Linked DNA regions of Homo sapiens: region 2 is linked to region 1. The links are chromatin loops, found by intact Hi-C in ENCODE. Cell type or tissue: IMR-90. All regions are shown on one strand. Links, peaks and the distances in the headings refer to the core of each region. The heading gives the core; the rest is flanking DNA. Region 1 has its middle 8.1 kb from the start of ASH1L. Region 2 overlaps ASH1L (ASH1 like histone lysine methyltransferase).

Evidence for each region. A loop is a pair of places that touch in the nucleus more often than their neighbours do. Peaks named below come from ENCODE experiments on the same cell type or tissue, not always from the same donor. Only the 100,000 strongest peaks of a DNase experiment are listed, where the experiment ranks them.
Region 2: a loop joins it to region 1, with 2.0 times the contacts of the local background. A loop is called at or near these places in 4 of 110 quality-filtered maps.

The regions. Positions count from the first base shown.
Region 1 is chr1:155,566,469-155,575,292 of GRCh38, forward strand. It overlaps a transcript of MSTO1 not described here and the pseudogene LOC101929703. Among named protein-coding and RNA genes, the nearest start is that of ASH1L, 8.1 kb to the left of the region's middle. In IMR-90, for the core only: no CTCF peak of the experiment used is centred there; a DNase peak (open chromatin) is centred at 3,953.
Region 2 is chr1:155,385,858-155,394,802 of GRCh38, forward strand. All of the region lies in intron 7 of ASH1L (ASH1 like histone lysine methyltransferase), which reads right to left. Among named protein-coding and RNA genes, the nearest start is that of MIR555, 44 kb to the left of the region's middle. RefSeq lists a silencer at 8,648-8,848. In IMR-90, for the core only: no CTCF peak of the experiment used is centred there; a DNase peak (open chromatin) is centred at 4,164.

The sequences.
Region 1 (8,824 bases), core at 1-8,000:
ACAAAAAATAAGAAAAATTAGCCAGGCCATGGTGGCATGTCCAGGAGTTTGAGGCTACCGTGAGCCATGATCACACACCACTGCACTCCAGCCTGGGCAAGAGAGTGAAACTCTGTCTCTAAAATGTAAAACAAAATAAAGTTAATTTTTTTTTTTTTATTCTTGAGACAGAGTTTCACTCTTGTTACCCAGGCTGGAGTGCAATGGCGTGATCTCGGCTTACTGCAACCTCCGCCTCCCGGGTTCAAGCAATTCTCCTGCCTCAGCTTCCCAAGCAGCTAGGATTACAAGCATGTGCCACCACGCCTGGCTAATTTTGTATTTTTAGTAGAGATGGGGTTTCTCCATGTTTGTCAGGCTGCTCTTGAACTCCCGACCTCAGGTGATCCGCCCGTCTCGGCCTCCCAAAGTGCTGGGATTACAGGTGTGAGCCACCACACCCGGCCAGGTTAAAATATTAACCTGCTCTTACTATGTTGCCTAGGCTGCAGACTAGCTCCCATGCTCAAGGGATCCTACCGCTGCCTCAGCCTCCTCGGTAGCCGGGACTACTGTTGGGCAGGAACTTGTTTTTTCTAAGATAAAATTTACTGAAGTATGGTCAGGGTTGACTTTACATTTGACGAGTTATGGTAAATGCTATGTAATCATAAGAGTTGGTTTTTTTTTTTTCCCCACAGAGTCTTGCTCTGTCACCCAGGTTGCAGAGCAGTGGAGCAATCTCAACTCACTGCAACCTCTGCCTCCCGGGTTCAAGTGATTCTCCCGCCTCAGCCTCCTGAGTAGCTAGGACTACAGGTGTGTGTCACCACGCCTGTCTAATTTGGCTAATTTTTGTAATTTTTTTTTTTTTTTTTTTTTGAGACGGAGTCTCGTTCTGTCGCCCAGGCGGGAGTGCTGTGGCGCGATCTCCGCTCACTGCAAGCTCCGCCTAACGGGTTCACGCCATTCTCCTGCCTCAGCCTCCCGAGTAGCTGGGACTACAGGCGCCCGCCACTGCGCCCGGCTAATTTTTTTGTATTTTTAGTAGAGACGGGGTTTCACCGTGGTCTCGATCTCCTGACCTCGTGATCCGCCCGCCTCGGCCTCCCAAAGTGCTGGGATTACAGGCGTGAGCCACCGCGCCCGGCCTAATTTTTGTATTTTTAATAGAGACAGCGTTTCGCCATGTTGGCCAGGCTGGTCTTGAACTCCTGGCCTTAGGTGATCCACCCGTCTTGGCCTCCCAAGTTCCTGGGATTTAGGCATGAGCCACTGTGCCTCGCCAAGAGCCATTAAAAATATTGGCTGGGCGTGGTGGCTCATGCCTGTAACCCCACACTTTGGGAGGCCAAGGCAGGTGGATCACCTGATGCCAGAAGTTCGAGACCAGCCTGGCCAACATGATGAAACCCCGTCTCAACTAAAAATACAAAAAAATCAGCTGGGCATGGTGGTGGGCGCGTGTAATCCCACCTACTTTGGGAGGCTGAGGCAGGAGCATCACTTGAACCCAGCAGGTAGAGGTTGCAGTGAGCGGAGATTGCACCATTACACTCCTGCCTGGGCAACAAGAGCGAAACCCTGTCTGAACAAAAAAAAAAATTATTTATTTTATTTTATTTTATTTTATTTTATTTTATTTTTTTTGAGACGGAGTCTCACTCTATTGCCCAGGCTGGAGTGCAGTGTCACGATCTGGGCTCACTGCAACCTCCGCCTCTTGGGTTCAAGCGGTTCTCCTGCCTCATCCTCCCAAGTAGCTGGGATTACAGGTGCCCGCCACTGTGCCCAGCTAATTTTCGTAGTTTTAGTAGAGATGGGGTTTTACCATCTTGGCCAGGCTGGTCTTGAACTCCTGACCTTGTGATCCACCCACTTCAGCTTCCCAGAGTGCTGAGATTACAGGCATGAGCCACCGCGCCCAGCCAAAAAAAATTTTTATTTAAGACGGAAGAAATTTGAGATTTTTGTTTGGGTACAGGTTGAGTTTTTTTTGTTTGTTTTTTGAGATGCGGTCTCACTCTGTTGCCCAGGCTGGAGTGCAGTGGTGTGATCTCAGCTCACTGCAACTTCCGCCTCCCGGATTCAAGTGATTCTCCTGCTTCAGCCTCCTGAGTAGCTGGGATTACAGATGCTCGCCACCACACCTGACTAATTTTTTGTGTTTTTAGTAGAGACAGGATTTCACTATGTTGGCCAGGCTGGTCTCAAACTCCTGACCTTGTGATCCACCCGCCTCAGTCTCCCAAAGTGCTGGGATTACAGGCATGATCCACTGCACCCAGCCAGTTTTTTTGTTTTGTTTTGTTTTGTTTACGAAAATGTTTGGGAACAAAAATGTTTTGAATTTGAGATTTGAGCTACTGCCCCCGGCCTTTTTTTCTTTTTCTTTTTCTTTTTCTTTTTCTTTTTTTTTTTTGAGAAGGAGTCTCACTGTGTTGCCCAGGCTAGAATGCAGTGGTGCAGTCTTGGCTCACTGCAACCTGCATCTCCCGGGTTCAAGTGATTCTCCTCCTGCCTCAGCCTCCTGAGTAGCTGAGATTCCAGGCACCCACCACCATACCCAGCTAAGTTTTGTATTTTAGTAGAGCCGGGGTTTCAGCATGTTGGTCAGGCTGGTCTTGAACTCCTGACCTCAAATGTTCCACCTGCCTCGGCCTCCCAAGGGTTTTTTATTTTTATTTATTTATTTATTTATATTTTGAAACAGAGTCTTGCACTGTCACCCAGGCTGGAGTGCAGTAGCGCGATCTCAGCTCACTGCAAGTTCCACCTCCCGGGTTGAAGCCATTCTCCTGCCTCAGCCTCCTGAGTAGCTGGGACTACAGGCGCCCGCCACCACGCCCAGCTAATTTTTTGTATTTTTAGTGGAGACAGGGTTTCACCATGTTAGCCAGGGTGGTCTCGATCTCCTGACCTCATGATCCGCCCATCTCGGCCTCCCAAAGTGCTGGGATTACAGGCGTGAGCCACTGCGCCCGGTCTTTTTTTTTTTTTTTTTTTTTGAGACAGATTCTCGCACTGTCACCCAGGCTGGAGTGCAATGGCGCAATCTCAGCTCACTGCAACCTCCCCCTCCCGGGTTCAAGCAATTCTACTGCCGCAGCCTCCCGAGTAGCTGGGATTACAGGTGCCCGCCACCACGCCTGACTAATTTTTTGTATTTTTAGTACAGACAGGATTTCACTATGTTGGCCAGGCTGTTCTCAAACTCCTGGCCTTGTGATCTACCCTCCTCAATCTCCCAAAGTGCTGAGATTACAAGCATGATCCACTGCACCCGGCCAGTTGTTTTTTTTGGTTTTTTTGTTTTTTTAGGTTTTTTTTACGAAAATGTTTGGGAACAGAAATGTTGTGGATTTGAGATTTTGTTGGATTTTGGAATATTTGTATTATACCTACTGTTTGAACATCCCAAGTTTGAAAATCTGAAACCTTAAGTGTTAACATGAGCACCTTAATAAAGTTTGGACAGTATTTCTTTTATAAACAATATTATTGATATTGCTAACTATTAACATTAGAAATGAAAGTCGAGAAAGATAATTACCTGGAACGTTAGTACCCAGAAATACCCAATTGTGTTGGTATTTGTTTTAAGTTTTCATTTTTATGCATCTCCACCTCAGAACCATAATCTAAATTTACAGTTGAATTCATTTCAATACCTCAGTGGTGTACCATTGAGTCCTAAAATTCTAGAATGTTAATCCCAGTCATGTGTGTACACTAACATGCCTTTTTTGAAGTCTTTTGAAACCTATCAGATACAGTGTGGAGTCCATTTTGCTGAAGAGTATCTAGAATATCTGCTACCCTAAGAAGCAGTCATAGTCCCTTCCATAGTAGTTTAAGTTTTAAATTGTCCACTGTTCTGAGTAACGTGATGAAATTTTGCACCACCCTGTCCTGGATATGAATCAACATAACCACGCTGTACGTGCTCCCATTGGTCAGTCATTGACATCATCGGCTTTTGACATCCATCTGTGGACATCAGCATGACTCAGTGATTCAGGATCACCCTAAGATGATCCCCCTTCTTAGGTATAGTCAGAAGGTTGATATTAGCTACATCAGAATTCCTAAGTCATTCACTTTATCTTATCTTATAAGCGTTTTATCATCTCACTTCAACACAAGAAGGGTGAGCACGGTACTATGAGATATTTTGAGAATGAGCGAGACCATGTTCACATAACTTTTGTATGGTATATTGTTCCGTTTTCTTATTGGTTATTGCTGTTCATTTGTTACTGTGCCAGATTTATAAATTAAACTTGATTATAGGTATATACCTATAGGAAAAAACTGTGTGTGTGTGTTTGTGTGTGTGTTTATTTATTTAGTGATCAGTACTCTGTATGGTTTCAGGCATCCCCTGGGAATCCTGCAGTGGGATCTCCCGAGGATAAGGGTGGACTACTGTATTTCCTTCCTTCTTGCTTTCTTCATTGCAGAAGAGCTAATGCAGCTTTAAAAGCTGGGGAGCTTTAAAAAGTGTATATTGTATCATCACTTGCACTGTTATCAGAATTGTAAACCACATGCATTATTTCTAGCAAAAACACCTATAGCTACAAGACTGAGGTTGGCCGGACACAATGCTCACATGTATAATCCCAGCACTTTATGGGAGGCCAAAGTGGGAGAATTGCTTCAGGCCAGGAGCTGAAGACCAGCCTGGCAACATAGCCCCATCTCTATAAAAAAGTAAAAATTAGCCAGTCATGGTGGTACATGCCTATAGTCCAAGCTTGTCGAACCTGTGGCCCATGGGCTGCATACAACCCAGGACGGCTTTGAATAGGGCCCAACACAAATTGATAAACTTTCTTAAAACATTAAGAGCCTTTTTTTTCTGTGATTTCATTGTTGTTGTTGCTATTTTAGCTCATCAGCTGTTGTTAGTGTTGGTGTGTTTTATGTGTGGCTCAAGACAATTCTTTCGACGTGGCCCAGGAAAGCCAAGATTGGACACCCCTGCTGTAGTCCAAGCTCCTCAGGAGGCTGAAGGGAGAGGATCACTTGAGCCCAGGAGTTCAAGACTGCAGTGAGCGATGATACCACTGCACTCAAGCCTTGGAGACTGCAGGAGACCCTATCTCAAACAAAAACCTTAGAGCTTGGAGAAGTTAGCACTGTTGAAGTTTGTGATAATCAGTAAATTTCAGAACTCTTTTACTTTTATAGCTCTAACATTGCTCTAGGAATCCAAACCTGGGGAGATAGATATTATTAAGATGAGAAAATACAGCATAAGGAATTCTGCTTTTTCTCTCTGAAATTATGAAAACAATGAAATTACTCTTTGTGGCTTGGCATGGTGGCTTACGCCTGTAATCCCAGCACTTTGGGAGGCCGAGGAGGGCAGATCACTTGAGGTCAGGAGGTCAGCCTGGCCAACATGGTGAAACCTCATCTCTACTAAAAATACAAAAATTAGTCGGATGTGGTGGCAGACACCTATAATCCCAGCTTCTTGGGAGGCTGAGGCAGGAGAATCATTTGAACCCAGGAGGCGGAGGTTGCAGTGAGCCAAGATTGCGCCACTGCACTGCAGCCTGGGCGACAGAGTGAGACTCTTGTCTCAAAAAAAAAAAAAAAAAGAAATTAGTCTTTGTGAGCCAAACTTTTCCTATGGGACTTGGGATTTAGGACAATCTCAACCTCAACACTGTTGACATTTGGGGATGGATCATTCTTTGTTGTGGGGGACTCCCTGTGCATTGTAGACTTTAGCAACATACCTGGCCTCTACTCACTCGATGCCAATAGCATCCTCCCTTCCCTCCCTCAGCTGTGACAACCAAAATGCCTCCAAACATTCATTGTCAAATGTTGGGGGAGGGGACAAAATCCCCCTGGTAGAGAACTACTAATTTAGAGAAAGAATTACTGATCATGAGGAATCAGTCTGGGTTTAGTACAAAAGAAAGTCATGACAGACAAATATATCCTTCTTGTTAGAATTCCTGGAATGGCCGGGTGCGGTGGCTCACGCCTGTAATCCCAGCACTTTGAGAGGACAGGCTGGTGGATCACGAAGTCAGGAGTTCAAGACCATCCTGGCCAAGATGGTGAAACCCCGTCTCTACTAAAAATACAAAACTTAACCAGCCATGGTTTCGGGCACCTGTAATCCCAAGCTACTCGGGAGGCTGAGGCAGAGAATTGCTTGAACCCGGGAGATGGAGAATTTTTTTTTCTTTTTTTTGAGATGGAGTTTCGCTCTTGTTGCCCAGGCTGGAGTGCAATGGCATGATCTCGGTTTGCTGCAACCTCCGCCTCCTGGGTTCAAGCGATTCTCCCACCTCAGCCTCCCAAGTAACTGGGTTTGCAGGCATGCGCCACCACGTCTGGCTAATTTTGTATTTTTAGTAGAGATGGGGTTTCTCCATGTTGGTCAGGCTGGTCTCGAACTCCCGACCTCAGGCGATCCACCCGCCCTGGCCTCCCAAAGTGCTCAGATGACAGGTGTGAGCCACTGCGCCAGTCAAAAAAAAGAATTCTTAGAATGGTAGATCAAATTCCATTATTGGTATGTCCTCATTAAAGTTAGGCATTTGATAATCTCGCACAGTGGCTTTTTGGAGAAATGTATACTGAATGTTTAATTGGTTGAATAACCATACCCAAAGGCTACATGTTAGCAAAATGGGTTGAAGTTCCCTTAACCATGGACATACAGGCAGTGGTTATCACTCTTGGCTGCACATTGGAATAAGCTGGGGAGCTTTAAAAATATTGATGCCTGGGTCACTATCAGAGGCTGATTTAATTGATCTGAGGCACACTCTGGGTATCAGAATTTTTAAACTATACCCAAGTGGGCCAGACAGTGGCTCACATCTATAATCCCAGCACTTTGAGAGGCCAAGGCAGGTGGATCGCTTGAGCCCAAGAGTTTGAGAGCAACCTGGGCAACATAATGAGATCCTTTCTCTACAAAAAAGATAGAAAAATTAGCTGGGAATGGTGGCACACGCCTGTAATGCCAGCAGTTGAGAGGCCAAGGTAGACAGATCGCTTGAGCTCAGGAGTTTGAAACTAGCCTGGACCACATGGCGAAACCCTGTCCCTACGGAAAAAAAAAATACGAACTGACCAGGCGCAGTGGCTCACGCCTGTAATCCCAGCACTTTGGGATGGTGAAACTGGCTGATCACCTAAGGTCAGGAGTTTGAGACCAGCCTGGCCAACATGGTGAAACCCTGACTCTACTAAAAATACAAAAATTAGCTGGGCGTGGTGGCAGGTGCCTGTAATCCCAGCTACTAGGGATGCTGAGGCAGGAGACTTGCTTGAAACCAGGAGACAGAGGTTACAGTGAGCCGAGATCACGCTATTGCACTCCAGCCTGGGTGACAAAAGCAAAACTCCATCTCACAAAAAAAAAAAAAAAAAAATTACAAACTGTACCCAGGCTATGCTAGGCAATCGTATCCTGTTAAATAGTTGTATCAATGACTTGAATGAGATCGATGTGGATATATTTTTCAAATTTATACCTTTTGCAAAATTTTTAAAGGGTGGGTAATATGTTGGTGACAGATTTTAAAAAACAAAAAGATCTTCAGATGTGGAATCTTCTGTTGGATCTTATAACAAAAAGAAGACATTAGGCTGGGTGCAGTGGCTCACGCCTGTAATCCCAGCACTTTTAGGAGGCAGAGGCAGGCATATCGCTTGAGCCCAGGAGTTGAAGACCAGCCTGGACAACATGGTGAAACCCCATCTCAACAAAAAACACAAAAATTAGCCAAGTGTAGTGGCATATGCCTGTAGTCCAAGCTACTTGAGAGGCTGAAGTCCAAGGATTGAGGTGGAGATTACAATGAGCCAAGATCACGTCATCACACTGCAGCCTAGGTGACAGAGCAAGACCTTGTCTCAAAAAAAGAAAAAGACATAGCAGAAAAGCTGAGGAAATCCAAATAAAATCTGTAGTTTAGTAAATAGTATTGTTCCAACTTTAATTTCTTAATTTTGATAACTGTCCTATAGTTGTATATATATATATAGACATATATATAACATTAAGGAAAGCTGAATGAAGAGTGTACGAAAGCTCTTCGTACTACGTTTGCAACTCATCTGTAAGTTTACATTGGTTTGTTTGTTTGCTTGCTTTCAAATAGGACCTCACTCTGTTACCCAGGCTGGAGTGCAGTGGTGCAATCCTAGCTCACTGCAACCTCTAGCTTCTTGACTCAAGGGATCCTCCTGCCTCAGCCTCCTGAGCAGCCAGAACTACAGGCACAGGCAACTATGTTCAGCTAATTTTTTTTATTAGTAGTAGAGATAAGGTTTTCCTATGTTGCCCAGGCTGGTCTCGAACTCCTGGTCTCCGAAAGTGCTGGGATTACAGGCCTGAGCCACCGTGCACAGCCTCCACTATCTAATTTTAGAACTTTTTCTTTTTTTTTTTTTTTTTTGAGACGGAGTCTCCTGTTGCCAGGTTGGAGTGCAGTGGCACTATTTCGGCTCACTGCAACCTCCACCTCCCGGGTTCAAGCGATTCTCCTGCCTCAACCTCCCGATTAGCTGGGATTACAGGCATGCGCCGCCATGCCCAGCTAATTTTTGTATTTTTAGTAGAGACGGAGTTTTGCCATGTTGACCAGGCTGCTCTCAAATTCCTGACCTCGGGTGATTCACTCGCCTCAGCTTCCTAAAGTGCTGGGATTACAGGTGTGAGCCACCATGCCAGGCTAATACTTGTACTTTCTATGAGTAAAAATAAATGAGTTCTTTGACCCTCAAAAAAAAAAAGAGAGAGAGAGAATCCCAGTTTTTCCAGATCCTGTCCAACACATATCATTGTCAGTTCTTTTGATTT
Region 2 (8,945 bases), core at 228-8,227, 180 kb before region 1:
AGCTCCCCATTACTGCTAGGGAATGGTTAGAATTCCAATTTCCCAAGGGGTCTCCACTGACATTGTGGTGGGGTAGTTATGTTACTGCTAGGTGTTGGTAAAAGTCTGACTCGGCTAGACCTCCTCTGACACCATGGCAGTGGAGGGAGAGACATATGATTGTTGGCCACGTATATGTCTTTTGAGAAGTGTCTGTTCATGTCCCTTGCCCATTTTTTTTTTTTTTGGAGATGGAGTCTCACTCTTGTCACCCAGGCTGGAGTGCAGTGGTGTAATCTCAGCTCACTGCAACCTGTGCCTCCTGAGTTCAAGCGATTCTCCCGCCTCAGCCTCCCAAGTAGCTGGGATTACAGGAGCCCACCACCGTGCCCAACTAATTTTTTTGTATTTTAAGTAGAGACAGGGTTTCACCATGTTGGCCAATGGTCTCAAACTCCTGACCTCAGGTGATCTGCCTGCCTTGGTCTCCCAAAGTGCTGGGTTTACAGATGTGAGCCACTGCGCCTGGCCAAGAGTCTTTAAAAAAATTTTATTATTATTGTTGTTTTGAGACGGAGTCTTACTTTTTTGCCTAGGCTGGAGTGGAGTGGCATGTTCTCAGCTCATTGCAACCTCTGCCACCCGGAGTTCAAGCAATTCTGTCTCAGCCTCCTGAATAGCTGGGATTACAGGCACGTGCCACCATGCCCAGCTAATTTTTTCTATTTTTTTTTTTTAGTAGAGACGGGGTTTCACCATGTTGGCCAGGCTGGTCTCAAACTCCTGATCTCAAGTGATCTGCCTGCCTTGGTTTCCCAAAGTGCTGGGATGACAGGCGTGAGCCACCACACCAGGCCTTGCCCACTTCTCAATGGTTTTTTTTCTTGTATATTTAAGTTCCTTATAGATGCTGGATATTAGATCTTTGTCAGAAGCAGTTTGCAAAATTTTTCTCCCATTTTATAGGTTGTTTACTCTGTTCATAGTTTATTTTGCTGCGCAGAAGTTCATACTATTTGTCCATTTTTGCTTTTGTTACAATTGCTTTTGGCATCGTCATGAAGTCTTTGCCTGTGCCTATGTCCTGAATGGTACTGCCTAGATTGTCTTTCAGGGTTTTTATAGTTTTGGGTTTTACAATTAAGTCTTTTTTTTTTTTTGAGACAGAGTTTTGCTGTGTTGCCCAGGCTGGAGTGCAGCGATCTCAGCTCAATGCAACCTCCACCTCCAGGGTTCAAGTGATTCTCATGCCTCAGCCTCTCAAGTAGCTGGGATTATAGGCATGTGCCACCACACCCAGCTAATTTTTGCATTTTTGTTAGAGATGGGATTTTGCCATGTTGATCAGGCTGGTCTCGAACTGCTGGCCTCAAGTGATCCACGTGCCTCAGCCTCCCAAAGTGCTGGGATTACAGGCGTGAGCCACCACGCCTGGCCTACATTGAAGTTTTTAATCCATATTTTGTTTTTGTATATGCTGTAAGGAAGGGGTCCAGTTTCAACCTTCTGCATATGGCTAACCAGTTATCCCAGCACCATTTACTGAATAGGGAATCCTTACCCAATTGCTTGTTTTTGTCAGGTTTGTTAAAGATCACGCAGTTGTAGGTGTGCAGTCTTATTTCTGGGTTCTCTATTCTGTTTCACTGGTCTATGTGTCTGCTCTTGTATCAGTACCATGCTGTTTTGATTACTGTAGCCCTGTAGTATAGTTTGAAGTCAGGTAGCATGATGCCTTCAGCTTTGTTCTTTTTTTGTGTGTAGGATTGCCTTGGCTATTTAGGTTCTTTTTTGGTTCCATATGAATGTTAAAATAGTTTTTTTCTAGCTCTATGAAGAATTTCAATGGTAGTTTAATGGGAATAGCATTGAATCTATAAATTGCTTTGGGCAATATGGCCATTTTAACGGTATTTATTCTTCCAATCCATAAGCATGGAATATTTTTCCATTTGTGTCTTCGCTGATTTCTTTGAGCAGTGGTTTGTAGTTCTCCTTATAGAGATCCTTCGCTTCCCTAGTTAGCTGTATTCCTAGGTATTTTATTCTTTTTGTGGCAATTGTGAATGAGAGTTCAATCATGATTTGGCTCTTGGCTTAACTGTTATTGGTGTATAGGAATGCTAGTGATTTTTGTACATTGATTTTGTATCCTGAGACTTTGCTAAAGTTGTTTATCAGCTTAAGGAACTTTTGCTTAAGCAAACACTCCCCAGTGGGTGTTTGCTGGTGTAAGTTTGAGAGAGGTGTGAAAGTTGATTAGACAAAACGGAATCATTCATACCATATCCAACTAAAATGGAGTCAGGAGGCCATGGGGGAGGGCACTAAGGTCCCTGATCCAGGAACTGATTTTGCATTTCAACAGAAAATTCACTCTAACTATAATTAAGACTATGTCTTATATAGTAACTGCTGCCACTCACCAATGACAACTGTACCAGTGACCTTTTTCTTTTCTTTCTTTGTTTTTGAGACAGGATCTCACTCTGTCTTTCAGGCTGGAGTGCACTGGTGCAATCTCAGCTCATTGCAGCCTCAAGCTCCCAGGCTCAGGTGATCCTCCTGCCTCAGGCTCCTAAGTAGCTGGACCACAGGTGCATGTCACCATACCTGGCTAAATTTTTCTTTTCTTTTTAAATTTTTGTATACATGGGTTTTCATTATGTTGTCCAGGCTGGTCTCGAATTCCTGAGCTCAAGCAATCCAACAGCCTCAGCCTCAGCCTCCCAAAGTGCTGGGATTATAGGCTTGAGCCACTGGGCCTGGCTGACCTTCTTCCAACCTTCCTCTTTTGCTCAATACAACCCCAGCCTTTCTCTTTGTTTTTCAGACACACTTAGGGACTACCCTGGTCTATGTGTCCTGAATTGCGATTCTTTTTTTTTTTTTTTTTCATAGAAAACAGGGACTTGATCCATCACCCAGGCTGGAGTGCGCTGGTGCAATCATAACTCACTGCAGCCTCGATCTCCTGGGCTCAAGTGATCCTCCTGCCTCAGCCTCCTGAGTAGGCATGTACCACCGCACCCAGCAAATGTTGTTATTGCTTTATAGAGAGAGGTTCTCACTACATTGCCTAAGTTGGTCTCAAACTCCTGGCCTCAAGCGATCTTCTCTCCTCGGCCTCCCAAAGTGCTGGGATTACAGGCATGAGCCACCATGCCTGGACTAATTCTTTTTTTTTGAGACAGAGTCTTGCTCTGTCACGCAGGCTGGAGTGCAATGGTGTGATCCTGGCTCATTGCAACCTCCACCTCCTGAGTTCAAGTGATCCTCCTGTCTCAGCCTCCTGAGTAACTGGGATTACAGGCATCCACTATCACTCCTGGCTAATTTTTTTCTATTTTTAGTAGAGACCATGTTGGCCAGGCTGGTCTCGAACTTCTGACCTCAGGTGATCTGCCTGCCTCGGCCTCCCAAAGTGTTGGGATTACAGGTGTGAGCCACCACGCCAAGCCTAATTATTGTATATTATTCCCAAATAAACCCTTTACTTGGAGATATATATTTATATTATCTGAATATATGTTTATTTAAGACTTTAAAAAAGAGGCTAGGCGCGGTGGCTCATGCCTGTAATCCCAGCACTTTGGAAGGACGAGGTGGGTGGATCACTTAAGGTTAGGAGTCTGAGACCAGCCTGGGCAACATGGTGAAACCCCGTCTCTACTAAAAATACAAAAATTAGCTGGGCATGGTGGCGCATGCCTGCAGTCCCAGATACTCAGGAGGCTGAGGTGCAAGAATTGCTTGAACCCAGGAGGAGGAGAATGCAGAGAGCCAAGATCACGCCACTGCACTCCAGCCTGGGCAACAGAGCGAGACTCCATCTCAAAAGAAAACAAAAACAAAAACAAAACACACATCTATATGCAGGTTTTTCTTTTCAATAGATATGTTTTCAAATTATTTGAGAAAATACCAAGGAGCATGACTGCCACATCAAATGTTCAGAGTATATTAAGTTTTATAAGAATACAATTGATTTTTTAATACTGATGATTTTCCAGTAACCTTGCTGCTACTACTACCAGTAGCTTTTTTTTTTTTTTTTTGGTGTGGATCTCTTTGGATTTTTTTTTTATATAAACAATCATGTCATCTATAAACAGAAACAGTTTCATTTCTTCCTTCCTGATCATTATGATGACTCTTACTCATCTTCTTGACTTAATACACTGCCTAGAACATCCATGTAATGCTGAGTCAGAGTGGACAACTCTATCTTCTTCCCAATCTTAGGAGGAAACATTCAACATTTCACCATTAAGAATGATATTAGGCCAGGTGTGGTGGCTTACCAGTATCCAAAATAAAAAAAGTTGATCTCACTATAGGTCCTAGACTCATTAAGAGACTAATAAGGGAATGTTATAAATAATGTTATGCCAGTATCTTTAATAATTTAGATAAAATGGACAAATTCCTTTAGAAATACAACGTATCAAAACTGAGTCAAGATGAACATCTGAATAGTCTAGATCTTTTAAATAAATTGAGTACCTTACCATATTATTCACATAAAAAATTTCAGTTCTAAATGGCTTCCCTAGTGAAGTCTGGTATATGTTTGAGAAAGAAGTAATACCAGTCTTCCAGAAAACAGAGGAGGAAAATAATTTTCCAACTCATTTAATGAAGCTAGTGTATGCCTAATACAAAACTTGACAAAGACTTTAAAAGAAAAAACAACTATAGAACAAAATTAATTCTAAAGACTTCTGCAGAAAGCTCTCAGAACTAAAAAGGAATTTCCTTATCTTATTAAAGATATCTGTAGTTAATATCATTCTCCCCCCCCCCCCTTTTTTCTTTCTTTTTTTTGAGACGGAGTCTCGCTCTGTCACCCAGGCTGGAGTGCAGTGGCGTGATCTCGGCTCACTGCAAGCTCCACCTCCCGGGTTCACACCATTCTCCTGCCTCAGCCTCCTGAGTAGCTGGGACTACGTGCGCCCGCCACCACGCCTGGCTAATTATTTTTTTGTATTTTTAGTAGAGACGTGGTTTCACCGTGTTAGCCAGGATGGTTTCGATCTCCTGACCTCATGATCTGCCCGCCTTGGCTTCCCAAAGTGCTGGGATTATAGGCGTGAGCCACCACACCTGCCTGTGTTTTTTTTTTTTGAGACGGAGTCTTGCTCTGTTGCCCAGGCTGGAGTACAGTGGCGCAATCTCTGCTCACTGTAACCTCTGCCTCCTGGGTTCAAGCGATTGTCCTGCCTCAGCCTCCTGAGTAGCTGGGAATACAAGTGCATGCCACCACACCTGGCTAATTTTTGTATTTTTGGCAGAGATGGGGTTTTGCCATGTTGGCCAGGCTGGTCTCGAACTCCTGACCTCAGGTGATCCACCTGCCTCAGCCTCCCAAAGTGCTGGCATTACAGGTGTGAACCATCACACCTGGCTGACAATTTATATTCATATACTTTCAAGTTCAACTGACACTTCTGCCATCTTCAATCTGTTATTAAACCTACATTTTGTGTTTTAAAATCAGACATATATGTTTTAGTTCTGGGACTTTCATTTGCTATTGTTCATTTTAAAATTTTTATGTTTCCATTTTTAAGATTTATCTGCTTGTTCATTATAAGCATATTTTCCTTTACATCCTTGAACACAGTTATAACAATGACTTTAAAATCCTTGTCTGCTATTTTCAGCATCTGGATGACCTTGGAAATTGTCAGTGTTGACTGCCTTCTCTCTTAATATGAATTATATTTTCATGTTTATTAACGTCCAGTAATTTTGGATTGAATTATGGACATTATAAGTAATACGTTACAGAGATTCTCAATTGTGTTATTATCCTATGAAAATAACTGGTTTCGGCCGGGCACAGTGGCTCATGCCTGTAATCCCAGCACTTTGGGAGGCTGAGGTGGGCAAACTGCTTGAACTCAAGAGTTTGAGACTAGCCTGAGCAACATGGTGAAACCCTATCTTTATCAAAAGTACAAAAAATTAGCCAAGTGTGGTAGTGCATGCCTGTGGTCCCAGCTACTTGGGAGGCTGAAGTGGGAGAATCACTTGAGCCTAGGAGGTAGAGGCTGCAGTGAGCCAAGATTGCACTACTGCACTTGAGCCTCAACAACACAATGAGATTCCATCTCAAAAAAATAGAAATAAAAATAAAAAAATAAGAAAGAAATAAAAGAAAATAAGTTTTTCTTTGCATTAGAGCAACCAGTTACTGTGGGTTAACCAAAATCTGTAACACTCTCTTCCGTGGGGTAGGCAGCAGCTGAAATCCCTACTTAGTATCTTTAGTCTCAACTAACTATACTGGATTCTGGCTGCATATACATAGTTTAGGGGGTCAGTTACCTAGATAAGTGGCTTGAGTTTATATGCAAAATTTGCAGTTTCCCCTATTAGCATTTTATCCCTCACTTTCCTGCTGCTGTAGCTGTCCTGAAACATGGCCCTTAAATAATCAGTAAGATTCAAGGTTTCTAAGTGCTTACTTGTACTGCTAACTGGGACCTGGCCACAGATAAAAAGAGCTATACAAGCGGGAAATGCAACCAGTGTGCTTCTCCTCTTCTAATTATTGATTTTTCTTCAGTTTGTGCCTGCTTTTGGTTGCTCTCCAGTGACTTAGGATTACTATGTTTTAAATTTGTCCAGTTGATGCATTTTTTTCTTATTTATTTATTTATTTTTTTGAGAGTCTTGCTCTGTTGCCCAGGCTGGAGTATAGTAGCATGATCTCGGCTCTCTGCAACCTCTGCCTCCCAGGTTCAAGTGATTCTCGTGCCTCAGCCTCTTGAGGAGCTGGGACTACAGGCACACACCATTATGTCCAGCTAATTTTTGTATTTTTAGTGCAGATGGGGTTTCACCATGTTGGCCAGGCTGGTCTTGAACTCCTGACCTCAGGTGATCCACCTGCCTCGGCCTCCCAAAGTGCTGGGATTACAGGTGGATAATTGTTATTCCCGGGAGGGTTAGCCTGATGTAATCTACTCTTTCAATACCAAAAGTAGAATTCCTCGTCTTTTTTTTTTTTTGAGATGGAGTCTCACTCTTGTCACCCATGCCGGAGTGCAATGGGGTGATCTTGAACTCCTGGATTCAAGGGATCCGCCCACCTCAGCCTCCCAAAGTGCTGGGATTACAAGTGTGAGCCACCGCGTCCAGCCTTGTTCTTATTTTCAAAGCCTATTTATCATTAGCAGATTTTAAATTTGCTGAGAGCCTGCTTCCGCTGCTATGATCTCACTAGTAAATACAAAAGACTCTTTCAAAAGAGCTTTGGCACTAATCCTAGAGAATAAGGAACTTACTCTTACCTTCATTAAGTAAGCACACGTAAAGTTTATGTAGCTGAGAATTAAACCTTGTAACTTCATGTTGTAGTTAAATCTGTCTCCAGCCACCCAATACAGAATAATTCAAGCAAACTAATCTTTACTGAAGAACTTGTTTATGTCTGCTGATTAAAAAACTCTGCTGGTACTGAACTCTCTCAGGGAGAAAAGGAGATTAGTTAATCAGAATATAAACAAGAGCTCCACAGTCAAGAGAGTTAAGAGAATCATAGTTGAAGAAAACACTACAAGACATAGGATCAACATCAAGTATACAATTAAGGTGTTCCTGGTTTCATACTATGTGTTTAATGAACCCCTTTAAAGCAATTTTGTTTAAACAAACTGAATATATGAAGAAAACCTGACATTTACATTCAATATTTTATCCTTATTTCTTTTCTTTTTTTTTTTTTTGAGACTGAGTCTCACTCTGTCGTCCAGGCTGGAGTGCAGTGGTGCAATCTCGGCTCACTGCACACTCCGCCTCCTGGGTTCACGCCATTCTCCTGCCTCAGCCTCCCAAGTAGCTGGGACTACAGGTGCCTGCCACCATGCCCAGCTAATTTTTTATATTTTTAGTAGAGACAGGGTTTCACTGTTAGTCAGGATAGTCTCAATCTCGTGACCTCGTGATCCACCTGCCTAGGTCTCCCAAACTGCTGGGGTTACAGGTGTGAGCCACCGCACCCAGCCTTCTCCTTTTCTTTCATTTGTACGGCAAATATTTGATAAACTTCTATTATGTACCAGGTGCTGGGAAATCCAGGGAGAGTAAGAAAGACAATGATCCTGTACTGCCGGAGATTATAATCTAATGGAGGAGCCAAATAAATATTGTAATTATAGATATAGAGAGTGATGTTATCTAGAACAAAGAGAGACGAAGCCTCTTTTGATGAGACTATCAGGAAAATTATTTTAAAGAAAATAAATCGTATTGAAGCTGATACTAACATTAAGATCATCCTTAAAAGATGAGCAGAAACCAACCATGGGAAGACTGAAAAAGAGCTTTTCAGGCAATGGGAATAACAAGTATAATGACCCTCCAGTGGGAAAAAGCTTGCTATGTTCTAAAAACTGAAAGAAGGCCAGTATGACACAATATAGTGAATAAGGTTGAGATGGGAATGAATAAAAGGAGAGAGATGGGGTAATCAGGAACCAGATCATTCAAGTCAAGAAGTTTGCATTTTAATCTGATGGTAAGCCATGCAAAGCTTTTAAGTATGATCTGGGTTAAGTTAAAAAATAATTTCTGTTTTTACTGAATGGAGGCTGGGCCACATGGAAACACAACTGGAAATAGATCTGTTAGATGGCTATTGCAGCAGCCTGAAGAAAAGATACTACTGTCACAGACTTGAGAGATAGCAATGAGATTTGGAGAGGAGTAGGATATATTTCAGGGATAGAAACACAACAGAACTTGAGATGAACTGGATAAGGGACAGAAAAAAATGGGAGGAACTTAGAATGACTTCTTGGTACTTTTTACTTATCTGATAAGCTCAATAATAGGGTCCTGGAAGGTACTACTATCCAAATGCTAAACAAAGTCTTGACATTTTTGCCAAGAATGAACAGTAGAATAAATATCACTCCACTTTCAAGCAGATAAATACTCAGTAAAAGCAGTGGGGC